Linked DNA regions of Homo sapiens: region 2 is linked to region 1. The links are chromatin contacts, found by Hi-C or POLR2A ChIA-PET in ENCODE. All regions are on one chromosome and are shown on one strand. Each heading gives the region's core, a stretch centred on a gene start or an enhancer-like site at or near the end of the contact. The rest is flanking DNA. Distances are from core to core; before and after follow the strand shown.

Region 1 (3,735 bases), core at 724-3,223:
TCTACAAATTATTTTTTATTTTTTTGCCAAGTATGATGGCATACACCTGTAGCCCCAGCTACTCGGGGAGAGGCTGAGGTGGGTGGATTCCTTGAGCCCAGGAGTTCGAGGTGACAGTGAGCTTTGATTTCACCGCTGCACTCCAGCCTGAGCTACAAAGGGAGACCCATCTCTAGAAAAAACAAATGGCACAGCCTCTATGGAAAGCGGTACGGTGGGTCCTCGAAAAAATTAAACAGAATTACCATATATCCACCAATCCTACTTTTGGATATTTATCCAAAGTAACTGAAAGCATGACTTCTATTGAAAGGAATTGAAAGGAAATAATTGAAAGGAACTCATGCAGATAATTGTATACCCAGGTTCACAGCAGCATCCTTCACAATGGCCAAAAGATAGAAGCAACCCGAGTGTCCATGGATGGATGAATAGATAAAATGTGGTATACATACAATGGAATATTATCCAGCCTTAAAAAAGGAAGGATATTCTGACATATGCTTCAACATGGATGAATCTTTAAGACATTATGTTAAGTGAAATAAGTCAGTCACATAAGGACAAATACTATGTGACTCTAGTTATATGAGTGTCTAGAGACAACAGCAGAATGGTGGTTACCAGCGGGTAGGGGAATGGAAAATGGAGAGTTAATGTTTAATTGGTCCTAGGCTTAGTACCTGCATGACGAAATAATCTGTACAACAAACCCCTGTGACATGAGTTTGCCGGTGTAACAAACCTGCACATGTACCCCTGAACCTAAAATAAAAGTTAAAAAAAAAAAAAAAAGAAAGAAAGAAAAGTGCCCTTTGCGGTTCCACACAGAGGCGCCAGCCTTGGGCTGAGAGAACTCACTGGTTTGATGGTTATTGGATCGCTCATTAGAGATAACCAAAGCTATTGTTCCTCCCTGATCTTGCCTCTGTAGTTGAGTCATCACCCTTAGAGGCAGAAGAAAGCAAATTATAGCAGGGCTTCTTCAGCATTGGGGTGGGGAAAGTATTAAAACATGCATGGTAAAGATGTCACCTTCTTGGTCGTGGAAAAGCCCTCCTGGGGTAAATCTGCATATATTTGCATATATATATGCACGCATACATCCTAACCTGAAGGGAACATCCAGCTCTTCTCACCTACAAAAAGATGAATCCTTCTGATGTCTCTTTTACAGGGTATGTGGACAATAAAAATTTAACTATTAATGTTGTAGAAATCTAAGGGAAAAAAATCGCAAAATGAACGTGCCATTTAAATTTTAAATTTAAAAACGTCATTTTTAGTGTAAATTCTTTATAGGTAGATAAGAGCATATCTTGAAGACTTTTTAGGAAGGGAGAAGGGGAAATAGTAAAAGGTAACGTCAATCCTAAATCTTTATTTGAAAAGGAGACTGGATCTGTTTTTTTCTCTAACATCAATCCTAAATCTTTATTTGAAAAGGAGACTGGATCTGTTTTTTTCTCTAACATCAATCCTAAATCTTTATTTGAAAAGGAGACTGGATCTGTTTTTTTCTCTAACATCAATCCTAAATCTTTATTTGAAAAGGAGACTGGATGTTTTTTTCTCTAACGTCAATCCTAAATCTTTATTTGAAAAGGAGACTGGATTTGTTTTTTTTTCTCTAATTGTGTGCTGGGCAGTAGTTCTACCTTACTGTACCAAGGGGACTAACAGGGTTTGGAGAAACTAGGCTTCATCTTTTTCCAGGATCATCAGACACTTTCCAGGGGGAAAATGGACTTTCACTTTGGAAAATATAAAATCGTGTTTGTTTTACCTTACGAAACAACTGGAGCCTCTGGAAGACGAGGCTGTACGGTGCGTTGTGTAACCCGCCTGGGGAATCACGTTGCACAGACAAGTCCCACAGGCTTTTACTGCAATAATAAGCTTGATCTTCTTATTCAAATACAAGTAACAACCACAGCCGGCTCCAAGTCACGTGTCCAGGTCACATGGCACACAGACGCAGAAGCCGACTGGCAATCATTAGCCAATGCTTACTACCAGGAAGAAAATCCTGGCATTAAAGACACGAACTCAGTTTTTATAAAACAACCAGGACTGCAAGAGAAGGCATTTGATGTGGGGGTAGGGTGTCATTCTTGTTAAGTGCTTTCCAAGGAAAGGAAAAGAGCCAACACACACTCCCTCCTTTCGCTCTTCTCCCAGAACTTTCCAAACTTGCCCAGCGTAGCCGCCTTTTCCAAACCTGGAGGAGTGCTGGGCTGCAGCATCCGCAGCTCAGGTCTGGGAGCGAGAGGGAGGGGCGGGCTGACTTGGCTCTGGGTCCTAGCCCTTGGGAAATGGAGGGCTGAATTCAGAGCTGAATTTAGTAGAAAGCCAAGTTTTCTCTTCCTTATGAAATTAATGCTTCTGGGTCGATGGAGTTTGGGGAGGGGCGAGGGGTGAGAAGAAGCACTGTGAGCTATGGGGTCCGTCTGGACTTTTTGTTAACATGAAAAACAACATCCAGAATGTGGCTTCTTTAAGTTTTTCTGTGGTAAGAACAGAAACTGCAAGGACTCTGCCTACCTGAATGTTTCCTTGTTCAGCCGTTTGAATTTAGAAAGAAGTTCTTTCACTTTCTCTAACTTGTATAGTGTTACTTTGTGCTTCCAAAAACTGCAGTGATCGAACTGAGTTTGTTTAATTTAGTGTGGAAGTGACAATAGTGGGTGTGAATGAAGAGTTTAGAATCTGCTGGAGGGAAGGGGTAAAGTACAGATAAAAGGCTTTAACGGAAAATTGACAGCCTTTTTTTTTTTTTTTTAACAATCTAGGCGTGTTTTATTTCACAATGCACAGAAAGTGCTTTACCCAAACACTGCAGAACAGACGCAGCCTTAAAAGAAAATCTATTGGTATAGTCAGGATTCTCAATCCTATTTCATTTCGCTCTTTTCAGAAAGAACAACCATACAAAGAATTTCACTGTGTCACTGAAATATAATTATTTCACAAAATTTAGTTAGGAAGTTTGGTTTTCTCCCTCTTCATCTTTTTCTCCATCCTACCCTCTTCAAAAAGCTAAAATACGCCTGTAATCTCAGCACTTTAGGAGGCTGAGATCAGGAGTTCGAGACCAGCCTGGCCAACATGGTGAAGCCCCATCTCTACTAAAAATACAAAAAAAATTATCTGGGCATGGTGGTGTGTGCCTGTAATCCTAGCTACTCGGGAGGCTGAGGCAAGATAATTGCTCAAACCCGGGTGGCAGAGGTTGCAGTGAGCTGAGATTGCGCCACTGCACTCTAGCCTGGGTGACAGAGTGGGACCCCGTCTCAAAAAAAAAAAAAAAAAGCTAAAATAAGAGCATGTGAGCCAAAGGGGTGAATCTAGGTTTCGTAGGTCCTGAAGCTTATGTAATTTGGAAGGAAGAGAATATAAATTCAAACATACAAAATTAGGTATTAAAGTATCACTAAATTTAGAAAAACATATAATTAACTGACTAACATATCTCTAAAATCCTTTCTATCCCACATTTTGGGGCAGATATTCATTGATGGCCTCTTATGTTCCTGAAAGGTGAGAACTTTCATCTTGACCAGTGATCCGTTTAAGTGTACCTACAATTGTACAAGTTTGATGATTGGAAAGCTTTGCCCCAGACTCTTGTAGGACCCTATTTCACATCTTGTTTCCCCCCCTTGCTCTGGGGACATGCACATATCATGATATGATGCTTGAGTCTGAGCCTTTACGACTCCATGCCAGCTAAGT
Region 2 (3,735 bases), core at 439-2,938, 370 kb before region 1:
ATTAGTGCCTGCGATAGTTTGTAAGTTTCCCCCCTCTAAATCTCAAGTTGAAAGTTAATCCCTAGTGTGGCAGTGTTGGAGGTGGGGTATCGTTGGAGGTGTTTGGGTCATGGAGGCAGGTCGCTCATCAATAGATTAATGTCCTCCCTCAGGAGTCAGTGAGCTCTCACTCTATTAGTTTCCCCAGTGCTGGTTGTTAAAAAGAGCCTGGCATCTCTCCCCTCTCTCTCTCGCTTCTGCCCTCAACACGTGATATCTGCACGTGCCAGCTCTCCTTCGTCTTCCCCCATGACTGGAAGCGACATGAGGCTGTCACCAGATGCAGATGCCCAATCTTGAACTTTCCAGCCACCCAGAATAGTGAGCCACATAAAGATTTTTTTTTTTTAAATAGAGACAAGGTCTTGCCCCGTTACCCGGGTTGGAGTGCAGTGGCTCAATCATAACTCACTGCAGCCTTGAACTCCACCCACCTCAGCCTCTCAAGTGGCCGGGACTACAAGCACACTTTACAACACACAGCTAATTTTTTAAAATTTTAGTAGAGATGGGGTAGATGGGGTCTCACTATCTTGCCTAGGCTGGTCTTGAACTCCTGGCCTCAAACAATCCTGCTGTTTTGGCCTCCTAAAGGATTAGGGTTACAGGATAAGCCTCCATGCCTGGCCACTTTTTAAAATAAAATAAATTACTCAACCTCAGATGTTCCTTTTAGCAACACAAAATGGACTAAGATAGTGACCTTATTAAAAAAAAAAAAAAGAGAGAGAGAGAGAAAGAAAGAAACAAAAAAAAGCCCAAGGAGCTTCTCGTCCTCTCCTTCCACTGTGTAAGGCGGTAGCGATAAGGCACTGTCTATAAACTGGAAAGCAGGACCTCATTAGACACCGAATCTGCCAGAAACTTGATCTTGGATTTCCAGCCTCTAGAACTGTGAGAAGTAAAGTTTTGTTGTTCAAAAGCCCCCAGTTATGGTGTTTTGTTATAGCAGCCTGAGCTGACTACGAGGAAGACAGATGAGGAAAGCATAGGGTAGGGATAATTGTAAAAACCCAGTTGCACAGATTATCTCTTTGCAACCAGGGAGAATCTCAGTATGAATAATCCTATTTTAGTCTAAATGGAGAGGAGGGAGGAGTTCACTTGTATGTCTCAGCTTCATCTGTTCTTTCACTGTGCCCTTTCCCACAGGAGATAGAAAAATGGTTAATGGTGGCTCACGTCTGTAATCCCAGCACTTTGGGAGGCTGAGGTGGGCGGATCACTTGAGGTCAGGAGTTCAAGACCAGCCTGGCCAACATGGCAAAACCTCGTCTCTACTAAAAATACAAAAATTAGCCAGGCGTGGCAGTGTGTGTCTGTAATCCCAGCTACTTGGAGTTGAGGCACAAGAATTACTTGAACCTGGGAGGCAGAGGCTGCAGTGAGCCAGTGAGCAGAGATCAAGCCACTGCACTCCAGCCTGGGTAACAGAGCCAGACCCTGTCTCAAAAAAAAAAAGAAATTTCTCTGTCTGCCAGGAGGTGGAGGAAACCACAGCCTCCTTTCTTCCCAGGTGGTCATACGTATGAATTCACTCACACACACACACTGCTGCTGCCCAAAAACCTCAGCATCACAACCATTCAGCTTCTTTTGACTCAGTGACGTAGGCAGAATCCCAAAATAACCCCCCCGTGACCCACACTTCTGCAGAATCCCCTTCCGTGGAGTGCAGGCAGAACCTGGTTGCAATTTCACTCCTTTCACTAAGTTATGTTATACGGTAAACATGAAGGGACTTTGCAGATGTAATTAAGATCTCTAATCAGTTGACTTAAAGCTCACTTGGGCCTGGCCTAATCAGATAGGCCTTTAAAAAAGGGTCTAAAGTTCACTTAAAAAAAATATGCTAATCATGTTCTCCTATTGGCCTTAAAGACATAAATGGCCATGTTGTAGAGAAACCTGTGCCAGAGAAAAGGCTTCTAGAGACTGAAGACTGTAGGCTTTAGTCTTCCAACTGGAAAGAACTGAATTCTGCCAACAACCAGTGAGCTTGGAAGAGAATCCTGAGCTTCAGCTGAGATCACAGCTTTGGTTGCCCTCTGATTACAGCCTAGTAAGACCTCTGACCCAGAAAAACTGTCAGATAATAAATTTATATTGTTTTGAGTCCCTACATTTGCAAGAATTTGCTATGCAGGAATTGAAAACTAGTGTAATAAAATAATAATAATGGCTTTTATTGAGCACTTATATTGTGCTAAACCTTTTCAATTGCTTTACCTCATTATTCCTCACAACCCCATGAGTTTGGCACTATTATTATCCCAATGTAACACATGCAAAATTGAGGCTTAGGGAGAAGTCACAGAACTGATGGTGGGATACAGCAGGCACTCTGAAGACAGGGAGTTTGAGCATTACACAATGCTGTCTTCAATTAGAAGCTGTCCCTCATCAGAAGCTGTGCACCTGAGACTCCTCTTCATAATTATGAAGGCTGCTCTCCCCTCCCCTTAATGCCTTAGACATGCACTCTGGCCCCAGGCCCCAAGTAGTGCCTCTGATGGGCCATTGCATCATTTCCTCTCCCCACCTTCTGGAAGCCCCACAGTCAGCTTGGACAGCATGACCTCTGAAAGCTAAGATGTCCCCAGGGTCCACTGGGCATATTATAACCTAGCTCACACGTCGGGTGTCTGATTTACTTTAGTTTTCCCAGGATCATCCCAGTTGTAAAACTGAAAGCCCAAAGAGAGTTTGGTGAATGGGTACAAATACACAGTTCAATAGGAGTAAGTTCCAATGTCTGACAGCCGGGTTGGGTGACTGTAGCTAACAAAATGGACTGTCTATTTCAAAATAGCTGGAACTGAGAACTTGAAATGTTCTCAACACATAGAAATGATAATCAAGGTGATGAAGACCCTAAATGCCCTGACTTCATCATTACACAATCCACACACATAATAAAGTATCACATGCACCCCACAAATACCTACAAATATGTGTATCAATAAAAATAATTTTTAAAAAACCGAAAGGACCACATCCCAGGAAAACTCCTCAATGCCAGGCCAATCAGGATTATTGATCACCTGACCACCTTCCAAACCAAGCCCAGGCATGAGAAGGCCTGGGGGCCACTTCCATCCTGCAATGTCCCATGCCTTCCCTATCAGCAAGAAGAAAAGAAAAGCCCAGCTTGGATGGTAGAGCACTGCTCTTTAGAGAGCACTCAGAGCAGAAGCAACTATCCTGAAGCAGTCAATGCCAAGGAGCTCCTGCTGGATGAGGTCTGGCAGTGCAAGCCAGGAGGGGCTTCAGCCTGGACCATCAGACAGGCCTGGAAAGCAAGGCTCATTCAGGCCCTCTCCCTTGAATTGAGAGATCCTCTTGCCTGAGCATCATACATGAGGCACATGGATTCAGGCCTCAGACCACGCCAGACTCCACATTCCATCATCTCTGCTGCCCAAGCAGGCAACTGGAGGAGAGCTGGGGGAGGCTTCACATCCTTCCTAGGATTGTGACTGTCATGATACTCATCTGGGGAATAACACAGACCCACCTATTACTGTCCAGCTCGATTGAGAGTTCAATCCTGATGAATGGCTCCCCTATAAGAGCTGGCTTCTCTGTTGGGGATCCTGGAATCTTGACTACACCCCGCCATCTTCCAAGCTGTGCTGTTTCTGCCAAGTGGCACCTGTCATGACAGTGGCTGGATCACTGTCACTATGAACTGAG

The links. A loop is a pair of places that touch in the nucleus more often than their neighbours do. ChIA-PET counts read pairs that join two places held with the same protein, here RNA polymerase II (POLR2A). Pooled maps may share reads with other maps.
Region 2: a loop to region 1 is called in a pooled map, with 2.5 times the contacts of the local background. The contact joins two enhancer-like sites. A Hi-C loop is called at or near these places in 2 of 50 pooled maps. POLR2A ChIA-PET finds 5 or more read pairs at or near these places in 2 of 52 experiments (T-cell and activated CD8-positive, alpha-beta memory T cell).

Annotation. Positions count from the first base shown.
Region 1 is chr13:30,393,834-30,397,568 of GRCh38, reverse strand. No RefSeq gene overlaps it. Among named protein-coding and RNA genes, the nearest start is that of LINC00426, 22 kb to the right of the region's middle. Within about 2 kb of position 1,973, at least 40 of the 41 ENCODE cell types and tissues checked have a DNase peak (open chromatin) inside an H3K27ac peak, as active enhancers do.
Region 2 is chr13:30,765,269-30,769,003 of GRCh38, reverse strand. No RefSeq gene overlaps it. Among named protein-coding and RNA genes, the nearest start is that of ALOX5AP, 32 kb to the right of the region's middle. Within about 2 kb of position 1,688, at least 2 of the 41 ENCODE cell types and tissues checked have a DNase peak (open chromatin) inside an H3K27ac peak, as active enhancers do.